2 separate regions of the Homo sapiens genome follow, and region 2 is linked to region 1. A link is a loop called in an ENCODE intact Hi-C map of the cell type or tissue named here. Cell type or tissue: CD14-positive monocyte. All regions are shown on one strand. Links, peaks and the distances in the headings refer to the core of each region. The heading gives the core; the rest is flanking DNA.

Evidence for each region. Peaks named below come from ENCODE experiments on the same cell type or tissue, not always from the same donor. Only the 100,000 strongest peaks of a DNase experiment are listed, where the experiment ranks them.
Region 2: it touches region 1 in a loop (4-fold over the local background); 17 of 110 quality-filtered maps call a loop at or near these places.

Annotation. Positions count from the first base shown.
Region 1 is chr20:37,264,952-37,275,062 of GRCh38, reverse strand. No RefSeq gene overlaps it. Among named protein-coding and RNA genes, the nearest start is that of GHRH, 8.2 kb to the right of the region's middle. RefSeq lists enhancers at 4,509-4,578, 6,092-6,639, 6,640-7,186 and silencers at 9,608-9,657, 9,798-9,917. In CD14-positive monocyte, for the core only: CTCF peaks have their summits at 5,029 and 5,230 (motif pointing left); DNase peaks (open chromatin) are centred at 3,922, 4,282, 4,652 and 5,152; H3K27ac peaks cover 4,661 bases.
Region 2 is chr20:37,331,859-37,341,969 of GRCh38, reverse strand. It overlaps LOC105372606 (a long non-coding RNA gene), which reads left to right. Exons shown (of 2, transcript XR_936699.2): 2 at 4,037-4,530. Among named protein-coding and RNA genes, the nearest start is that of SRC, 9.2 kb to the left of the region's middle. RefSeq lists enhancers at 1,302-1,834, 5,151-5,650. In CD14-positive monocyte, for the core only: no CTCF peak of the experiment used is centred there; DNase peaks (open chromatin) are centred at 4,191, 5,169, 5,989 and 8,069; H3K4me3 peaks cover 1,798 bases; H3K27ac peaks cover 3,968 bases.

The sequences.
Region 1 (10,111 bases), core at 1,076-9,075:
AACCCCCTGTTCGCCTTGGCTGTAATTATCTTGGGAAAATTTAAATTCCTTATCATGGCTTTGTGACAGTGCTGGCTCAAGATATACAAGCCCACTTCCATTCTGAGGTCTTGTCAGATTGTCCTCGATAGGTTTCCTTAATAGGAATTATTGTTAGATTTTTTTTTTAAAGTGTGATAATGGGATTGTGACTATGTCTAAAAAAGAGCCTTATCTTTCTGAGATACATACTGAAATATTTATCGATGAAATAATATGAAGTCTGTGGTTTTCTTCAATATATTCTAGTGGGAGAAGGAATGAAAAATAGGCTCACTTAATATGCTGGTCTCCCCTGCCTCTGTCCTGCAAGTTATTCTTTTTTTGTTTTTTTAGATGGAGTATCGCTCTGTCCCCCAGGCTGGAGTGCAATGACATGATCTCAGCTCACTGCAACCTGCCTCCCGGATTCAGGTGATTCTCCGGCCTCAGCCTCCCGAGTACCTGGGATTATAGGTGCCTGCCACCACACCCGGGTAATTTTTGTATTTTTAGTAGAGATGGGGTTTCACTACTTTGGCCAGGCTGGTCTCAAACTCCTGACCTCAGGAGATCCACCTGTCTCAGCCTCCCAAAGTGCTGGGATTGCAGGCGTGAGCCACCGCGCCTGGCCTCCTGCAAGTTCTTTTTGCTGCATCTTCCTCACCTCCACCCATTCACCCCCAATCTTTGAATCTGTTTATTTTGTGTCTGGGGACAGGATTTGCCTTTGGGAGACTCAGCCAAGAGAGTATGGGCACTGGAGCCAAAGAGACTTAGGTTCAAAACTCCAGCCTTACCCTGCTAAGCATAGTGGCCATGGACAAGTTATTTAATTGTCTGAGTCCCAGTTTCCCCATCTGCAAAGTGGAGATAATAAATTAAAAAACAACCAAACAGCTACTTTTCTAGTGTGTTCTTCTTGCCTCTTTCCTTCTCCTTTCCCTCCCCTCCCCTCCCCTCCTCTCCCCTCCCCTCCCCTTCTCTTCGCTTCTGCTTTTGACATGGGGAGTGGGTGTCTTGCTTTGTTGCCCAGGTTGGTCTCAAACTCCTGGCCTCAAGCAATCCCACCTTGGCCACCCAAAGTGCTGGGCTTACAGGTGTGGCCCAGCACACCTGGCCTCTTTTTCTAATTCTGCCTCCACGTGCCCTGAAGATTCGTAAGCAGTCTACAGTCTTCTAATACCTCTTTGCTCTTCAAAGTCTCAGCCAGACGTGGTGGCTTATGCCTGTAATCCCAGCATTCTGGGAGGCCGAGGCTGGCAGATCACCTGAGGTTGGGAGTTTGAGACCAGTCTGACCAACATGGAGAAACCCTGTCTCTACTAAAAATACAAAATTAGCCAGGTATGGTGGCGCATGCCTGTAATCCCAGCTACTTGGGAGGCTGAGGCAGGAGAATCGCTTGATCCCAGGAGGCAGAGGTTGCGGTGAGCCAAGATTGCACCATTGCACTTCAGCCTGGGCAACAAGAGCAAAACTCCCTCTCAAAAAAAAAAAAAAAAAAAAAAAAAAAAAAGCTCTCCCCTCAACTTCAACCACCTTCTCCAAGCTTCGGACAAGATCCAATACCTGTTACCCACATCCTCCTGGAGGTCACATGAGTGAAAAACTCAACTCATGCAAATTGGCTCTATTGTTCCTCCCCTCAACCCACTGCCCTGGTGCATCCTGATCAGCCCTTGAGGCCCCCCAGCCCATTCTCAACAACCTCTCCTTCACCTTCCTCATCCATCTACTGCAGGCCTGCGCCCCATTTTTCAGAGCCCTCTCAAATCCAGCGCCCCCACTCCCATGCTCCTTGCCCACCGCCCCCCCAAACCCCCAGCTCAGGCCTCCAGGATGGCTGGCCTGGACAGCTGTGAAAGCTTCCTCACTGGGCTTCTTCTCTCTAGCCTCTCGGGTCTCTGTTCCTCCCACCAGGCTGCTGGCAACATTTTCCTTCCAAAACCACCACTCCAGGGCTTGAAAGCCTCCAATGGACTCTCTCCATTGAGAACAAGACAGGTCCAAATTCCTTAGCATGGCATTTAACACCCTGCACAGCTTGGCCCTAATGCATTGTTCCAGATTCATCCACATTTCTTGCCGCTGAAGCCACAGGCCCGAGTTTCCCAGTCTGTGGGACCTCGCACCTGTACCAGAATCACTTGAGGCCCTAGTTAAAAATTCAGAACCCTGGGCCCTACCCTGGACAACTGAATCTGGGGTCCAGGTCCGAAGCCCAGAAAGATGTGAGGACCCTCACTCCAGCCACACCAAATAATTTGTTGTTCACTAACCAGGCCTCCAAGCCTTTGCTCAGGCTGGATTAATTTTTCCTCTTTCTTCAAGATCCAGCTTAAAAGTCACATCCTGGCCGGGCACAGTGACTCACGTCTATAATCCCGGCACTTTGGGTGGCTGAGGCAGGTGGATTGCTTGACCCCACAGGTTCTAGACCAGCCTGGGCAACATGGAGGAACCCCGTTTCTGCAAAAAATACAAAAGTAGCCTGGCATGGTGGCACGTGCCTGTAGCCCCAGCTACTCAGGAGGCTGAGGTGGGGGAATCACCCAAGCCCAGGAGGCAGAGGTTGCAGTGAGCCCAGATCATGCCACTGCACTCCAGCCTGGGTGACAGAGTGAGACCTTGTTTCCAAAAAAAAGGAGCCAGACGAGGTGGCTCACACCTGTAATCCCAACACTTTGGGAGGCTGAGGGGGGTGGATTATTTGAGGTCAGGCATTCAAGACCAGCCTGGCCAACATGGTGAAACCCCATCTCTGCTAAAAATACAAAAATTAGCCGGGCGGTAGTGACGCGCACCTGTAATCCACTACTCCGGAGGCTGAGGCAGGAGAATCGCTTGAGCCCGGGAGGCGGAGCTTGCAGTGAGCCAAGATCGTGCCACTGCACTCCAGTCTGTGCGACAGAGTGAGAGCTTGTGCCCCCCTCCCAAAAAAAAGTTACATCCTAGGCAAAGCCTTTCCTGCTCCTTAGCAGGGTGAAGGCCACACCCACTCTGCTCCCACAGCTCCTTGTATGCACCTCGATTATAGACTGTGTATATCACACTGTGTAATTATCTGTTTGCCCACTTGTCTAGCTAGGATGAAAATTGCACCAAAGCAAGTCCACAGAATGCCTGGAGCCCCCAACTCGGTGAATGGCACATAGCGGCACTTGATAAATATCAGTTCATTTGAATTGTGCTTTACACTTCCTTGGCTCCTGGACACCAAACACAGCACTTAGCACCTGATGGGTATTATTACATCGATATCTGATGGATAAATTATCAAAGGATGGAAGGAGGCAGGAATAAAAGACAAAATATGCCAATAAATTAATGATGACTTTTCATCATCAATTAATATCCTGGAATGTTTGTGCATGCCTGGGACCATCTCTCACCTGAAGGACGTGGCAATTGGGTCAGAGATCAGATGGATCCTGGGACTTCTGGCTCCAAGTTCACGGGTGAAATCAGCAGACCAAAGTTCTGATGTTAATCAGAAATGTCACTATCACCATGACAAGTGCAAATGTAAAGTGCAGTGCCATCTTCCATTGCAGTGTCCTCACTTGTCACCTTTATCACTCCACCTCGCAGGACCCACATGGACCCTGCTGATACCAATCCATGGGAAATCAAGCTGGCAGAAATTAGCCCTGGGCTGCTGAGGCAGGGTCAGGGATAGCACTGTTCCGGGGCAGGCGAGCTTGTCTGGAGGCAGGCAAGCCCCACTCCTAACCCCGGCCTCTCCATGTACCGTCTGTATGAGATTGGACGAGTTACCCAATATCTCCAAGACTCAGCTTCTTCCACCATGAAATGAGAGCACTATGTGTTCCTAAGGCTCAAGGTTGTTGAATGAGATGAGATCACGTATGTTACGTGACTGGCATGTAGATGTTACTGCTAGACTGCGGAAATCCAGGACAGCTAGACTCCGTGAGTCATTGGGTGGTGGTGACTGGGGCTGACCCCAGGGGGACAGGAGCTAGGCAGGGAGCCAGGTCTCACTCAGCCATGGATTCCAGGTTCTGGGCCTTAGAAGAGGTTCCAGCTTCAACAGGGCCCAGCCACTGGGGAGTCAGGAGCTGGGGGCCTGGGTGTGGAGGCTGCTCTTCCTTCTGCTCTGTGGCCTGGGTGTTCAGGGACTAAACCAGGCAGGGTGGGAAAGGCCCAGAGAGTGGGAGCTCCAGACCCTAGAGGGAAACCCCAATGACTCTGCTTCTAGTCTGGAGTGAGGGCCGTTTGGCCCTGACTCAAACCTGAGTTTGCTGCAGTCGAGGCTATTAGGGTTCCTTTAACTGCACTGTAACCACAGAGGGGAAGTAAGACCGTGAGATAACCTGGCTCTGACATGGGAAGTAGAAACTGGAAGCTGAAGTCCCAAGCAGGCCTTGACTTTTGCCTGTGGACACTCAAATCATGGGAATTCTTCTCACTGTGTCTGCAGGTCCTGTTGTCACTAAGATCCCCCAACTCAGAGATTCCAAGCGAGGGCGGTCCTCCCTGTAGACACCCCCTCCTTGCTGGTCTGAGCTCTTCTTGCCTGATGAGCCAGGCTGAGGGAGACTCTGTAGGATGCACTTCCTTTTTTTTTTTTTTTTGAGACAGAGTCTTGCTCTGTTGTCCTAACTGGAGTGCAGTGGCATGATCTCGGCTTACTGCAAACTCCGCCTCCCAAGTTCAAGTGATTCTTCTGCTTTAGCCTCCCACGTAGCTGGGATTACAGGCGCATGCCACCAAGCTCAGCTAATTTTTGTATTTTTCGTAGAGATGGGGTTTCACCATGTCGCCGAGGTCGGTCTTGAACTCCTGGCCTCAAGTGATCCACCCACCTCAACCTCCCAAAGTGCTGGTATTATAGGCATGAGCCATTGCGCCTGGCCAGATGCCCTTTCTCCTGTGGGCTTTCTCCTGAGATCCTGGGGCAGGGCTGGGCTTGGGGCAGGGCTGGGCTTGGGGATCACACAGTCTTCCCTATCTGGAAACATAGCTGAGAACCCAGGGCAGCAACGGTCAGGGAAAGATGGGAGGAGGCGCAGGTTGAGTGGCCGATGAAAAGGTGGCATGACAAACTTGACCTGACCCTTTCGTAGTCCTGGGATTTCACAGCGAACAAAGCCCCACAGGCGGGGCCTCTGGCATTTGGTAGCAAAACCTGACAACTCCAATGACTGGGGAACAGCGACATCTCCCGGCTGTCTGAGGCCATGGCCCTCCTACCTGATCAGAATCCCGGGCATTTAGACACCAGGGTGCCTAATGCCTTTAGAATCCTCACAGATTTTAGCCTTTGATTCAATTGGTCCAGAGTGGAGCCTGACATTCTGCATTCCTAACAAGCCCCCAGGTGCTGTCAATACTGCTGGTCTATGGACCACACTTTGATTAGAAAGCTTTAGAGGGCTCAAAGATTTGGTCCCAGGCATCCCAAGGGTCTCAGGAAAGGAGACAATTTTCTGCATATAAAATTATAAAATCACTCAACCACAGGCAAGGCCAGGGAGGGAGGATGCTTCTTGAAGAGATGGCCTCCAAGGGGGCTTTTGAAGTATGGTCATATCTTCACCAGGGAAAGGTTACCCGAGGATCAGCTGGGGACAGCCTCCTATGCAGCAGGCGTGGCACCTGCACCAAGTCTACCAACTCAAAAAACAACCTGGTTAGTGTGCCTAATTGACTTGTGGCAGGCCCAAAGATTCCAAGCAAGGTGAATGTTTAAAATACTCATGGGCCAGGTGCAGTGGCTCACGCCTGTAATCCCAGCGCTTTGGGAGGCCGAGGCAGGCAAATCACTTGAGGTCAGGAGTTCAAGACCAGCCTGGCCAACATGGTGAAACCCTGTCTCTACTAAAAATACAAAAATTAGCTGGGCATGGTGGCTTGTGCCCATAGTCTCAGCTACTTGGGAGGCTGAGGCAGGATAATTGCTTGAACCTGGAAGGCGGAGGTTACAGTGGGCAGAGATCGCGCCACTGCACTCCAGCCTGGGTGACAGAACGAGACTGTCTTAAAAAAAAAAAAAATTAGTGCCGGGTGCGGTGGCTCACGCCTGTAATCCCAGCACTTTGGGAGGCTGAGGTGGGTGGATCACCTGAGGTTGGGAGTTCGAGACCAGCCTGGCCAACATGGTGAAATCCCATCTCTACTAAAAACACAAAATTAGTCTGGCATGGTGGTGCACGCCTGCAATCCCAGCTACTGGGGAGGCTGAGGCAGGAGAATCGCTTGAACTCGGGAGGTGGAGGTTGCTGTGAGCTGAGATCATGCCATTGCACTCCAGCCTGGGCAACAAGAGCTAAACTCCATCTCAAAAGAAAAAAAAAATTAAAATACTCGTGGGAGTAACATTTCCAAGGAACCCAGAGTTGCTTCATTGATTTGCTAAGTACAATCAACCTCATCTCTTCATTAAAAGAGCTCTTCTAATGACTTTCCCAGATGCAGACTTTTTGAGAAAGAAATGAAGCTCTGAGCTGCCATCCAATCACAGGCCCTTCTGTTTGGGTAGGACCCTGTGAAGCAGGGGAAAGGACCACATCATCTCCATTTTACAGAAGAGGAAACTGACACTCAGGGAGGTTAAGTGACTTTGCCTGAAGCCACCTAGCAAGCCCACACCACTTAAACCTGGTCTCCTCTGACACAGTACCCTGGAGCACTCAGACACCTGCTGCTGCTGATGCCACAAAAACAGGCCTAGAAGGGCAAGTGGGGAGGGTCAAGAGAATCTGGGAGTCTGGGGTCCAGGCCTCTGGATCCTTGCACAGTGGCCTTGGACTGGGAACACTGCCATCAACCAGGGAGGGGGATGAAAGCAGCTTTTACAAAGCAGGGTCTGAGGTCCTCAGACAGGCCCCCTTTGTGGACTTCCTTTCCCTCCCCACCCCCATGCCGGCTGCCAGTAGCATCGCCCTCATTGAATGGCTGGCTTGCACACACTGGAAATTTGCAACACAAATGCACGGCTTGTCTCCCTCTCCACAGAGCCTCACTGCCCCAGCCTTTTGGGGCCTTTTAAAGTCTGCCTTTCTCTGGGGTACTTTCTTTCTTCAGCTCAAGCCCCCAGCCCTAGATGCAGCCACAATCACTAATTAACGCTGGGTTAAAACACGTCCTGGGAAAGTGAGCTGGGCGGCCACCGAGGCGTTCTCATCATCACTCAGAGGACAAGGACAAGGCGGCGGTGGGAATCGGTGGAAGGGGCTGGGTTTTCATTCTCCGGGTTCTTTCTGGCTCCCCATCCTCCCCCACCCCCCGCCCCACTATGCTCTTTCTCAGTGGGTTTGAGAATTTACTGCAAATAAAGCCTGTCACCAAGATGGCTCCCAGCCCTCCCCGCCACCAGGCTGCCACCAAGCAGCCCGTTTTTTCAGAGCTCAGCTCTGAAAAACTACAATAACTGCTACCATTTGCCAAGACACTTACATATCAGACACCAACATGCATATTTCTTTTTCTTTCTTTCTTTTTGTGGAGACGGGGGTCTCACTGTGTTGCCCAAGCTGGTCTCGAACTCCTGGGCTCAAGCAACCTGCCTGCCTCTGCCTCCAAGTGTTGGGATTACAGGTGTGAGCCACCGCATCCGGCCAAGCATATTTCTGGTTCTCACAACAACCTGGAGTGGTAGTTCTTATCACCTCCATTGTACAGATGTAGTAACTGAGGCTCAGAGAGATTAAGGGATTGACCTTGCCTAGAATCTCACATGGGGCAAATGGCAGAGTTGGTTTCAAATCCAAATCCATTTGCTCCCATTTTAAGCTTCTCCCTACTCCTGTCTGACGATGAACTCCTGGGTTTACATGACTTCTCCCTTCTCTCGATTCTTGGAACATTTATACTGATACTGTGTCCCTCTCTGCATTTATACTGATACTGTGTCCCTCTCTGGATCTACCTGCCCAGGGTAATGACTCAGCTTCCTCCTGTAGCTCTTTGAAGACAAGCACTGTGTCCAAACACTCTGCGTTCCTCATAGCACCCAGAAGATGCTATGCAGAGGGGAGAGAGCCACCCCACTCCCCTAACTGCAGAAAAGGGACTAAGCCCCTCGGAGATGGACAGCTAATCCAGCAAGCTCTACGTGGGCCTAATTAGTTGCTTAAGAGGGGTTTGTGGGATGAGGAAATAAATGCTCATTTAAGAAATTCGGGGGCAGACCCCCATCGCTGCTGGGGGGAAAGTCAATGGTACAGCCATTGTGGAAAAGACTGGCAGTTTCTTAAAAAGCTAAACCCTCATTATATGACCCAGTGATTCCCCTCCTAGGTACCCACCCAAGATTAATGAAAACATGTTCACACAAGGTCTCCTACTGAAATATTCATAGCAGTTCAGGCAGGGTGACTCACACCTGTAATCTCAACACTTTGGGAGGCCGAGGTGGGAGGATCACTTGAACCCAAGAGTTTGATAGAGAGAGACCCTGGGCAATATAGAGAGACCCCATTGCTACAAAAAAATTTTTTTTAATTAGCTGGGCGCAGCGGATCACGCCTGTGGTCCCAGCTACTCAGGAGGCTGAGGTGGGAGGATCACTTGAGCACAGGAAGTCAAAGCTGCAGCGAGCTGAGATTGTGCCACTGCACTCCAGCCTATGTGACAGCAAGACCCTGTCTCAAAAAAAAAAAAAGTTCGTAGCAGCATAATTCATACTAGCCCCAAACTGGAATCAACCCAAATGTCCATCAAGGTGAATGGGTAAACAAACAGTCATACATCCATACAATGGAATAAAAAGGAACAAACTATTAATACCTGGATCAACATGGATGAAGGTCAAACATTATGCTGAGTGAAAGAAGCCTGACACCAAAAAGTGCGTATTTTATTTGATTTATTATGATTTACTCATCATATAAAAGATTCCATTTATAGGAATTTCCTAGCAAAGGAAAAACTGTAAGACAGCAGATTAGGGGTTGCCTAGGGCAGGGGGCAAGAGTGGAGACTGAGAGCAAATGGGCTAGAGGGAATTTTTGGAGGGACAGAAGCATTCCAAAACAGGATTGTGGCAATGGTGGCACCACCGTATAAATGTATGAAAGCTCATGGAGCCATAGACTTAAAACCAGTGAGCTTTATGATATGTTAACTCTTTTTTGTTTGTTTATTTGTTTTTTAGATGGAGTCTCCCTCTGTCGCCCAAGATGGAGCACAGTGGCGCGATCTTGGCTCCCTGCAACCTCCACCTCCCTGGTTCAAGCAATTCCCCTGCCTCAGCCTCCCGAGTAGCTGGGATTACAGGCGCATGCCACCACGCCCGCCTAATTTTTTTGTATTTTTAGTAGAGACAGGGTCTCACCATGTTGGCCAGATTGGTCTCGAACTCCTGACCTCAGGCAATCCGCCTGCCTCGGCCTCCCAAAGTGCTGAGATTACAGGTGTAAGCCACCACGCCCGGCCAAACTGTTGAAGTTCTTTTTAAAAAAAAAAAAAAAAAAATTAGAACTGGTAGGCCCAGGAAGGGCCTTAGTGTGGGGCAAACAAATTGGAAATCAGAAAACTTTTTTTTCCTTTTTTTTTCAATAGAGACAAGGTGTCACTCCATTGCCCAGGCTGGAGTACGGAAGCACGAACATAGCTCACTGCAGCCTCTAACTCCTGGGCTCAAGTGATCCTCCTGCCTCAGCCTCCTGAGTAGCTGGGGCTGTAAGGAAGTCAGAAAACATGTTTGAGTCATAGCTCTTCCAGCTACTGACTAGCTCTGTGGCTGTGGCTGAGCACGTAACCTTTCATGCCTGTTTCCTCATTTACCGCAATGACAAGAACAGCAATTATCAAAGCTAAATTGTGAGCTCTGCCCTATGCCAGGTCTGCCCTTTATGCAATGTCACAATAATTCTCACCCAAGAGCCTCATAAGTTGAGCTCTATCACTCCCATTTTACAAATAAGAAAACTGAGATAGGGCGTGAAGTCTGTAGCACAATGCCTGGCACAGAGTTTCAACCGAGGCTGGATTCTGAGCCCCATGGCTTCTCCGGCCAACTCCATGTAACCTGCATCTGTGCCCTGGACCAGCGTCCACTCTGGGTGCCCAGCTCTGCATGGTCCCCACTTTGCATTTCCAGGAGTTACCCCACACTTCCTGA
Region 2 (10,111 bases), core at 604-8,603, 67 kb before region 1:
GCGTCTGCAACTCCATGCAGAAGCAGGTGGTGTTTGCGAAGCACAGCATGGCGGTTGGGCTGGAGTCGGGGAAGTGAGGTGGGAAGGGTGGTAGGGGAACCTGAGGATCCCTGAGTGCCAGGCGTGGCTTCTGTCCTGGAGGTGGTGGGAGCCACGGAGGGTGGTGAGCAGAGCAGGGCCTGGGGAGACATGGAGTGGCGGTCACATTAGGGGACAGGGAGGGGGCAGTCAGGAGGCCTCTGTGCTGAGGAGCAGCGGGGACCCAGCTGATGCAGAAGGCCTGGCTCACACAGGAGTGTGTGCATGGGCATATATCCGTGTTCCAGGAAGTGAGGCCAAACTGGCCGAAGGTGGGAAACCCAAGACACTAGAGAAGCATCCCCAACCCCATGGGAGTCAGGAGCCAGGAGCAGATGAGCTTGTTCTCCCCCAGCGGCCAGCACCGGGAGGGGCGTCCAAAACATGGGTGTCAAAGGCAGAAAAGAAAAATCTGAAAAACTATCAGAGCAAAGAGGAGACATGATCCTGGGGCAGAAAAAAGACATTAGGGAAAGACTTAGGAAGTCTGACTAAAGCATGGACTTCAATTATAATAATGTATCAGACCAGGTGCAATGGCTCATGCCTTGTAATCCCAGCATCGAGGCTGAAGTGGGAGGATCACTTGAGTCTAGGAGTTCAAGATTAGCCTGGGTATACAGTGAGACCCCTGTCTCCACAAAAAACAACAACAAAAAATTAGCTAGGCGTGGTGTGCACCTGTATCCCAGCTACTTGGGAGGCTGAGGCAGGAGGATCGCTTGAGCCCAGGAGGTCAAGGCTGCAGTGAGCCGTGATGGTACCACTGCACTCCAGCCTGGCTAACAGAGTGAGACGCTGCCTCTGAAATTTTTTTAAATAATAATAATGTATCAATATTGTATTGATTCATTAATCATAACAAATGTGCCCCCGTCAGGGAAGAGATGGTGACAGCAGCACCTGAGCAGGTGGCGCCTGAGTGGTGACCTTCAAACGGCATTAACCACTGAGCACAGCCCCACACATTCAAACCCTCACAGCCGGACCTTCTGGGCTGTGTGGCCGGTTCACAGATGGGGAACCTCAGGCTCAAGTGTGTCTCTACCCAGCCCAGAATCTGGAGACAAAACACAGACGTCAAAGGCAGAAAAGACCTGCCCATGTGAAAATGGGGGAGACGCCTGGCCCCACTGGGCTCGCATGACGGCCAAGTACGCTCAACACCTCACTCCCCTCAGGCTGCAGAAGAGGCCCAGAGAAGGACAAGCATTCTCCCAAGGTCACACAGAGAGTTGCTGGCAGGCAGAGCCACCATCCCACCCCAGCCCAGGCCTCCTTCCGCCACATCCCAGAATGTTTGTGAGAAAAGATGAAAGGAGGCTGGGCCCTTGATCTGCCTGGCCTGATGGGAGGGCAGAGGGCAGCCGGAAATCTGCAGCTAGAGCTGTGACCCCACAGTCCACAGGGGGTGAGAAACCTGCCGCACAGAGAGGAGACGGTCACGACAGGAGGGCTGAAAGAATCATTGTAAAAATAATCACCATGGCTCACAGTCCTGGTGCAAGGAGTTTCCTGAGCAGGGAATCGCTTCCAGGGACTCTGGATGTAGCATCTAGTTCATTCTTCACAACGCAACAAGGTAGGAGCTAGCTATTGTTATCCCACCATACAGATGAGGAAACTGAGGCTCAGTGAGGTGACATGACGTGGTGAGGAAGGGCGGGACCTTGAATTCAAACCCAAACAAAATTCAAGCCTTCCTGGCTGGGTGCGGTGGCTCACGCCTGTAATCCCAGCACTTTGGGAGGCCGAGGCAGGTGGATCATCTGAGATCAGGAGATCGAGACCAGCCTGGCCAACATAGTGAAACCCCATCTCTACTAAAAATACAAAAACTAGCTGGGTGTGGTGGCAGGTGCCTGTAATCCCAGCTACTCGGGAGCCTGAGGCAGGAGAATTTCCTGAACCCGGGAGGCAGAGGTTGCAGTGAGCTGAGATTGCACCACTGCACTCCAGCCTGGGCAACAGAGCAAGACTCCCTCTCAAAAAAAAAAAAAAAAAAAAAAATTAAGCCTTCCTGAATCTGGAACTCAGGTGCTGCGGTTCTGTGCTACCCGGGTCTGTGAACCTCAAAGCTCGCATATTTCACATCCAAGAGCAAAAGGCCAGATCCACAGGGGCCGGGCAGGGAACCACTGCTGCCCCTCTGAGCACTGGCCTCCACCTCAATGGAATGCCTCCATCCTCCACATTTCCTAAGCATTGGGAAGATGCAATGTAGCAATGTTTTGTGGGAGTACTTTGAAAAGTAGATAGAAGAAAAAATATTCACACTATACTCCACCCTCAAGGAGAGGAACATTACTCCCCAGTCCCTAGATGTGGGCTGTGCTTGGTGGCTCCCTTCTAAAGAGTTCAGGGTGGAAAGAGGGGTGGGGGCGGTGCCTTTGCAGTGCAGGAACCTTACAAACGCTATCTCAGCCAGGTGATCAGGACAACATCAGCAGTGATCGGGCCTGCTGATAACATTTGCCCTTGATATGATGTGATTAGAATGGCATTTTACCTCTGTGGTCTTTCTCCTCAGAACCCGGAACCCCAGTCTAGCCATGAGAAAAGCCTCAGACAGATTCTAATAGTGGGGCATTCTACAGAACACCAGACTAGGCCAGGCACTGTGGCTCACATCTATAATCCCAGCACTTTGGGAGGCCAAGGCAGGAGGATCACTTGAGGCCAGGAGTTCAAGACCAACCTGGGTGACATGGTGTGACCCTATCTCTACCAAAAAACAAATTTTTTAATAAAATTAGCTGGGCATGGGGGCACATGCCTGTAGTCCCAGCTACTCAGGAGGCTGAGGTGGGAGAATCGCTTGAGCCTGGGAGGTGGAGGCTGCAGTGAGCTATGATTGTGTCACGGTACTCAAGCCTGGGTGACAGACTTAGACACTATCCAAAAAATAAAAAATAAAAGGCCAGGCAAGGTGGCTCATGCCTGTAATCCCAGCACTTTGGGAGACCAAGGCGGGCGGATCACAAGGTCAAGCGATCGAGACCATCCTAGCCAATATGGTGAAACGCCGTCTCTACTAAAAATACAAAAATTAGCTGGGCGTGGTGGCACATGCCTGTAGTCCCAGCTACTCGAGAGGCTGAGGCAGGAGAATTGCTTGAACCCGGGAGGTGGAGGTTGCAATGAGCTGAGATTACGCCACTGTACTCTGGCCTGGCAACAGAGCAAGACTCCATCTCAAAAAACAAACAAACAACAACAACAAAAAAAAAAAACACGAAAAACAAAAAACAGAACACCTAACTAGTATTCCTCAAAACTGTCAGGGTCATCAAAAAAAGAAAAGTCCGAGAAACTATCAAAGCCAAGAGGAGACATGATCCTGGGACAGAAAAAGGACATAGGTGCCAGGCGCAGTGGCTCATGCCTGGAATCCCAGCACTTTGGGAGGCCAAAGCAGGTGGAACACCTGAAATCAGGAGTTCGAGAACAGCCTGGCCAATACGGTGAAACCCCATCTCTGCTAAAAATACAAAAATTAGCCAGGCTTGGCGGTGCATGCCTGTAATCCCAGCTACCCAGGAGGCTAAGGCAGGAAAATAGCTGGAACCCAGGAGGTGGAGGTTGCAGTGAGCCGAGATCATGCCACTGCACTCCAGCCTAGGTGACAGATCGAGACACTGTCTCAAAAAAAAAAAAAAAAAAAAAAGGGGACATTAGGCATTAGGGAAAAACTAAGGAACTCCATAGCAAATATGGACTTTAGTTAATAATAATGTATCAATATTGGTTCGTTAATTGTAACATACTATACTATCATGGATATTAATAATCAGGGATTCCCTAGCAAGCCCACTTGAGAAAAAAAAAACTTAATATAACAATAATAATAAGGGAAATTGAGTGTGGGGTATGTGCCATGTTCTAGAGCAAAGGACTGAATTTTCGGACAGGGAGGAAGTTAAGACACTTGTCTGTAAACATTTCCTTCTAAACCCAGGGAAACTTAGGACCAGAGAATAGAAGTGACTTGCCCAAACTCAAACTGCAAGTTTATGACAGAGCCTGGACTAAGATCAAGCTTTCTCAATGTCACAAGAATTCAGTAACAGCCTACTGTATACAAGGCACCAGCCTAGGTCCTCATCATGGTGAAGGCTGGTGGGGAGGTTCAAAGATTTGTCCATGGGTCAACACCTCCCCAAGGCCAGGTCTCCAGGGACACAGACTCTGCCCTTTGAAGGCTCCAAGCCAGAAGAGGAAACAGACCCTGAAACACTATGAGCAGGAGGGCCAGAGAGCGACACACTTTGGTATCCAGGAGACCCAGCCCCACTGCCTGCAACCCTGCAACCTCCCTGTGCCCCACTGAGCTGCTCAGTAAAATGGAACTAAGGATGGTGCCAACTGTCAGTGATGCTGAGAGGTACAACAAGGAGGTGAAATGTGAGACCCTGTGCATTGTGGACACCCAATAAACAGTGATTCTTTTTATTTTTAAGTGTGTTCTGAGTGCTACAGGAGTTCGGGGGTGGGGAGCATTTGTCAGTTTGCCTTGATAGGGGATTCTCGGAGAGTTTACCAAACGAGGGACATTTAGATTGAGTCTCTGCTGGGTGCAATGGCTCACGCCTGTAATCCCAACATTTTGGGAGGGTGAGGCAGGAGGATCACTTGAGCCCAGGAGTTTGAGACCAGCCTGGGCAACACAGCGAGGCCCCGTATCTACAAAAATGATTAAAAATTAGCCAGGCATGGTAGGTGTGCCTGTACTCCAGCTACTCAGGAGGTTGAGGCAGGAGGATCACTTGAGCCCAGGAGTTTGAGGCTGCAGTGAGCCATGATTGTGCCACTACACTGCAGCCTGGGCAGCAAAGCAAGATCCCATCTCCAAAGTAAAAAAATAAAATAGATTGGGTCCTGAAGGATGGAAAGGACTTTGCCACACCGGAAGGATGTGAAAGCTGCGGTCCCAGCTTTCAGTTCTCACAGTCTGGTCCGAGAGAGAAGGGGACACGTCAAGCCACCCTCCCAGGGGATTCCCACGCAACAGGACCTCCCCATTTCCTGGCCTGGATGGCTCCTTTCTGGCCTGCCTGGCCTCTGAGATTCACCAGTGCCTGAGCCAAGGCCACAGACAGCAGGGGAGGGGCAGGGGTGGGGGCACGCACCAGGGCTGAACAAACCCAGGGCTCATCTGGAAAGGAAACCAAACCCTGCCTCCCACTCACCAGCTGAGTGTCACTTGTACAGCTTCCTCCTTCTGTTCCTGTTCAGGAATTACCCAGGCAGGGCTCTGTGGTGGGGCTGGGGGACGGGGGGCTGGTGGGGGAGTGGGGCTGCCCCAGAGGCGGAGCCTGGAGCCTCCTTGGTCTGCTCTGGCCACGCCCAGACTCATCCCCTCTGGCTGGCTGGCCTGCTCCCAGACCCATTTCTCTCCTCAGCAGGCCAGGTTTCCTCCCTCCTCCACACACCTGCCCACGCAGTACCACCATCTCCTCTCTGCTGGTCCAAGCCCCACTCCCCTTTGGCCCAACCCCGGCCCCTCCTGGAAGTCTTCCACAGAGATCCCTCCCAGTCTTGCCTTCCTTATCGTCTTTATCCATTCAGGCCTGCATGTCAGCTCCTGTGCTGGAGCTGGGGACAGACAAGTGAGCAGTGAGTGACCAAGACTGGCACCGTCCCTGCCCTTTGGACCTGGAGCCTCTAATCCCTATGTCTCGTGTGTCCCGCATGCTTCATCCACACCCCAGTGGGAAATCGGAAGCCAGGACTGCAGTCCTGTGCAGCCTCTGAACAGTGTGGCCTTGGGCAAGTCCCTTCCCCTCTCTGGTCGGAGTGGTTTCCATAGCTGCTAAGGGAAGCAGTGCGATGTCCAGGGGGCAGGCTGGAGGGATGGTGATGTCTGCTCCCCCAACCCTTCCTGCCCCAATGTAATGCCCTGCAAATAAAGTTTCCCTCCAAGTGGAACTGGTAAAATGCACACACGGGGCTCTGACTCATCAGAATTTTTTTGCAGAAACAAATATAGGGGTCAGTGGGAGGGACCTGCCGGGTGGCTGAACATCACGGTTAAGAGCAGACCTGGGTTTGAATCCTGCCTCGGTAGCTGTGTGGCCTTGGAGGTCATTAACCCCCGACTCTCACTTCTCTCATTGGTAAAACGGGGATACTTGTACACACCTCATATGGCTGTGTAATGACACACATGCTAGATACCCAGTGAATGCATATTATTATCATTTCTGGTGCAGCCGGACAAGTCCATTAATAAAGTAGATAATTATGACGGCCTTAAAATTAATAATGTAGATCCACATAACTTTTATTTTCTTTTTTAGTTCTTTTGAGAAAAGGTCTTGTTCTGTTGCCTAGGCTGGAGTGCAATGGCACAATCACGACTCGCTGCAGCCTCAACCTCCGGGGCTCAAGAGATCCTCCCACCTCAGCCTCTGAATAGCGGGGACTACAGGCGCACACCACCACGCCCAGCTAAAGATTCATATGTTTTGACATGGAAAGAGTTCATGTCATATTAGTAAATTAAAATATTATAGCATTAATGATGTAACTATTTCTGTCTTTTAAAAAAGTGGGCACAGGAAAAATGGAATAAACACTTCCATGATACTAGCAGTTGCCCTGGGGGTGGGGGATCACCGATGAGCTTAATAATTTTTTCTTTTATGCTTGTCTTTATTTTTTACGTTTTCTTCTCTCTCTCTTTTTTTTTTTTTTTTTTTGAGACAGTTTTGCTTTTGTCACCCAGGCTGGAATGCAGTGGCGCTATCTCGGCTCACTGCAACCTCTGCCTCCCAGGTTCAAGCCATTCTCCTGCCTCAGCCTCCCAGCTAGCTGGGATTACAGACATGCGCCACCACACCTGGCTAATTTTTGTATTTTTAATAGAGATGGGGTTTTGCCATGTTGGTCAGGTTGGTCTCGAACTCCTGACCTCAGGTGATCCACCCGCCTCGGCCTCCCAAAGTGCTGGGATTACAGGTGTGAGCCACTGCGCCTGGGCATTTTTTAAGTTTTCTACAGTGAGCTAATGTTGCTCAGGCAATAGAAAATAGCTTAAGTTAGTTTTATGTATTTATGTGTTTTTTAGACACAGGAGGTCTCATTCTGTCACCCAGGCTGGAGTGCAGTGGCATCATCACAACTCACTGCAGCCTCAAACTCCTGGGCTCGAGGAATCCTCCCACCTCAGCCTCCAGAGTAGCTGGGACTAGAGATGAGCGCCATGACACCTGGCTTGCCTTCCTTTCTTTCTTTCTCTCTCTCTTTCTTTCTTTCTTTCCTTTCTCTTTCTTTCTTTCTTTCCTTCTCTTTCTTTCTTTTCTTCCTTTCTTCCTCCTTTCTTTCCTTTCTTTCCTTCCTTCCTACTTTCTTTTCTTTTCTTTTTCTTTTTTTTTTTAAGAGATAGGGTCTCACCATCTTGCCCACACTGATCTTGAACTGGGCTCAAGTGATCCTGCCACTTCAGCCTCCCAAGTAGCTGGGACCACAGGCGACCACCACCATGCCCGGCTAATTATAAAAAAAAAAAAAAAAAAAAAAAAAAAACTTTTTTTGTAAAGACGAGGGCCTCCCTATGTTGCCCAGGCTGGTCTTGAACTCCTGGGCTCAAGTGATCCTCCTGCTTTGGCCTCCCAAAGTGCTAGGATTACAGGCGTGAGCCACTGCACCCGGCCTATGAGTTATTTTTAAAGTGCCATCTAGCGCCCTCTAAGCACACGGATCTTTGCTTCCCAACTAGTCGGGAAGCCCAAGTACAAGGCCTAGTCCACAGCCCAAGGTTCCTGGGGGCCAAAGTCCTCAAGGCGGCTGGTCATGCACTTGGCCTTTCCGCACCCGCTCTGGGCTGGTCCCTCTGGGGGCACCTGCTGGGGATGCTCTGTGACATCCGTTGTGCATTTTGCACCTGTCGTGGCACCATTGATGAGAAAGAGTGCTACCCCCAGGAGGAAGTGCCCAGTTCTTCTTCGTGACGTTCTGGGATGTCCCCTTCCCCTTCCCCTTCCCCTTGGCCTTGACTCACCCTTTCTACGTCCACACACGTTCCCGGGGTAGGGCAGAAGCGGGTAATGAGGAAGGGAGGCTCCTTTGCACTGGGCCTGGGCTGAGGACACAGCCAGTGTTAGCCCAAGAGGAGCCAGCCCACTGTCTGGTGGCTTCAGCTTCACTCTATCTTAGTTCAGGTTCTCCTGAAGCAGAGCCCGAGACTACTCTTTTGAGAAGTGACCCCAGGAAGCTGGAGCAAAGAAGCAGGAAGGGAAAGGCAGGGAAGGAGAAAAGCCAATACATGGAGCGCTCTGGAGGTCACCGCTGTAGGATCGAGAAGGGACTACCTACCCAGCTGCATGCCAGATCTCCCTCCCCAGCCCTGGCCTCCCTCCAGAACTCTGGACCCATCTGTCCAGTCATCATCCAGACCTTTCCATAGAACGTCCTCCTACCCCGACACAGTATCCCAGAGACTCCACTCATCCCAGGCAGAACATATCTTCTGTTCCCTGAAACTGGCCCTCCTCTGGGATCCCACCCTTTCAAGAACTTCAGCCAGAGAACGGGTGAGGTGGCTCACACCTGTAATCCCAGCACCCTGGGAGGCCGAGGTGGGAGGGTTGTTTGAGCAAGCGAGGTTGAGGCTGCAGTGAGCCATGACTACTGCACTCCAGCCTGGACAACAGAGGGAGACCCTATCTAAAAAAAAAACAAAAAAGAACTTCCACCAGAAACCTGGCATCCCTGGCCTCCCTCCTCCACTCCAACTATCCCCTCCTTTCATCCCCTCCCTGGTACTCAGGTGGGGCCTGGCTCATCCAGATCCCAGCTGTGCCCCTCCCTAATTCATCCTATAACAGTCCTTGTGGCCAAGCTCAGTGGTCAAGCCTGTAATCCCAGCACTGTGGGAGGCTGAGGTGGGTCAATCACTTGAGGTCAGGAGTTCGAGACCAGCATGGCCAACATGGCGAAACCCCGTCTCTACCAAAAATACAAGAAAATGAGCCAGGCGTGGTGGTGTGCACCTGTAATCCCAGCTACTCAGGAGGCTGAGGCAGGAGAATCGCTTGAACCCAGGAGGCGGAGGCTGCAGTGAGCCGAGATCGTGCCACTGCACTCCAGCCTGGGTGACAGAGCAAGACTCCAACTCAAAAAAATAAAATAATGTTAAAAAACAGTCCTTGTGTTCTTCTTTCCAAATCACAGCTCTGATCCTTCAGTGGCTCTCCAGGGGCCTTAGGCCAAAGCTCACACTTAAGAGGCCACCAGGGCCCCGCCAGCCTCTCCAGTCCTACCTCATCTGCCTGCAAGGCTGAACGGCTGAACCTCCACCACCCCTCTTCCCTGCCGCTGTCTCCCCAGTGGGCCCTGCTCCTGCTTGCCCTCTGCTGGGATGTCCTTCCTGTCTCTAATCCCCTGCTAACTCCTGTTCCATTCTTTGGTCCCTCCCCTGACCCCCAAGCCCAGGTCAAAGCTTCGTAGATCCCATCTGCACTCCTCCCAGTGGATGTTTCTCCAGCAGGGAGAGGGTGGGCTGGGTCATCATCATGTTCCGGCATTGCTCAGACCAGCGCTTGACGCTCAACAGGCCCCAACACTTGTTGGGACAGGAATCTCAGGCCTGGATTCCCCAGATCGGCTGGCGCCATGCCAGGCCCATCTCAGCCCCTGTCTGAGGCTAGCACATTAGCTCTGGCTTCCAGAGCAGGAACTGAGCCAGCCACCCTGCCCCCCGTCACACCCTGAGTCTGGCCTCACCTTCTCTCAGGGCCCCGCCAGCTCAGGGAGGACTCCGGAGGCAGGGATCCCCAGGCAGCCCGGAAGGAGCCCAGCCCCAGTGCTGGCTCAGGCCTCAGCCGCCTGGGGCCACAGGCTGTGGCTGTGACCTCTCCTATCCAGATGGTTGGATCTGGGGGAGGCTCCTTCCCACACCCCAAATTTGAACCAAGCCTCGGGCCGCTTGTGGTCCATGCTTAACTTCCCACCACAGCTGCATCCCTGTCATTAAACATCTTTAATCATCTAATGGTGCAATTAGCTCCCTGAGCTTTGAGCTGGCTCCCCT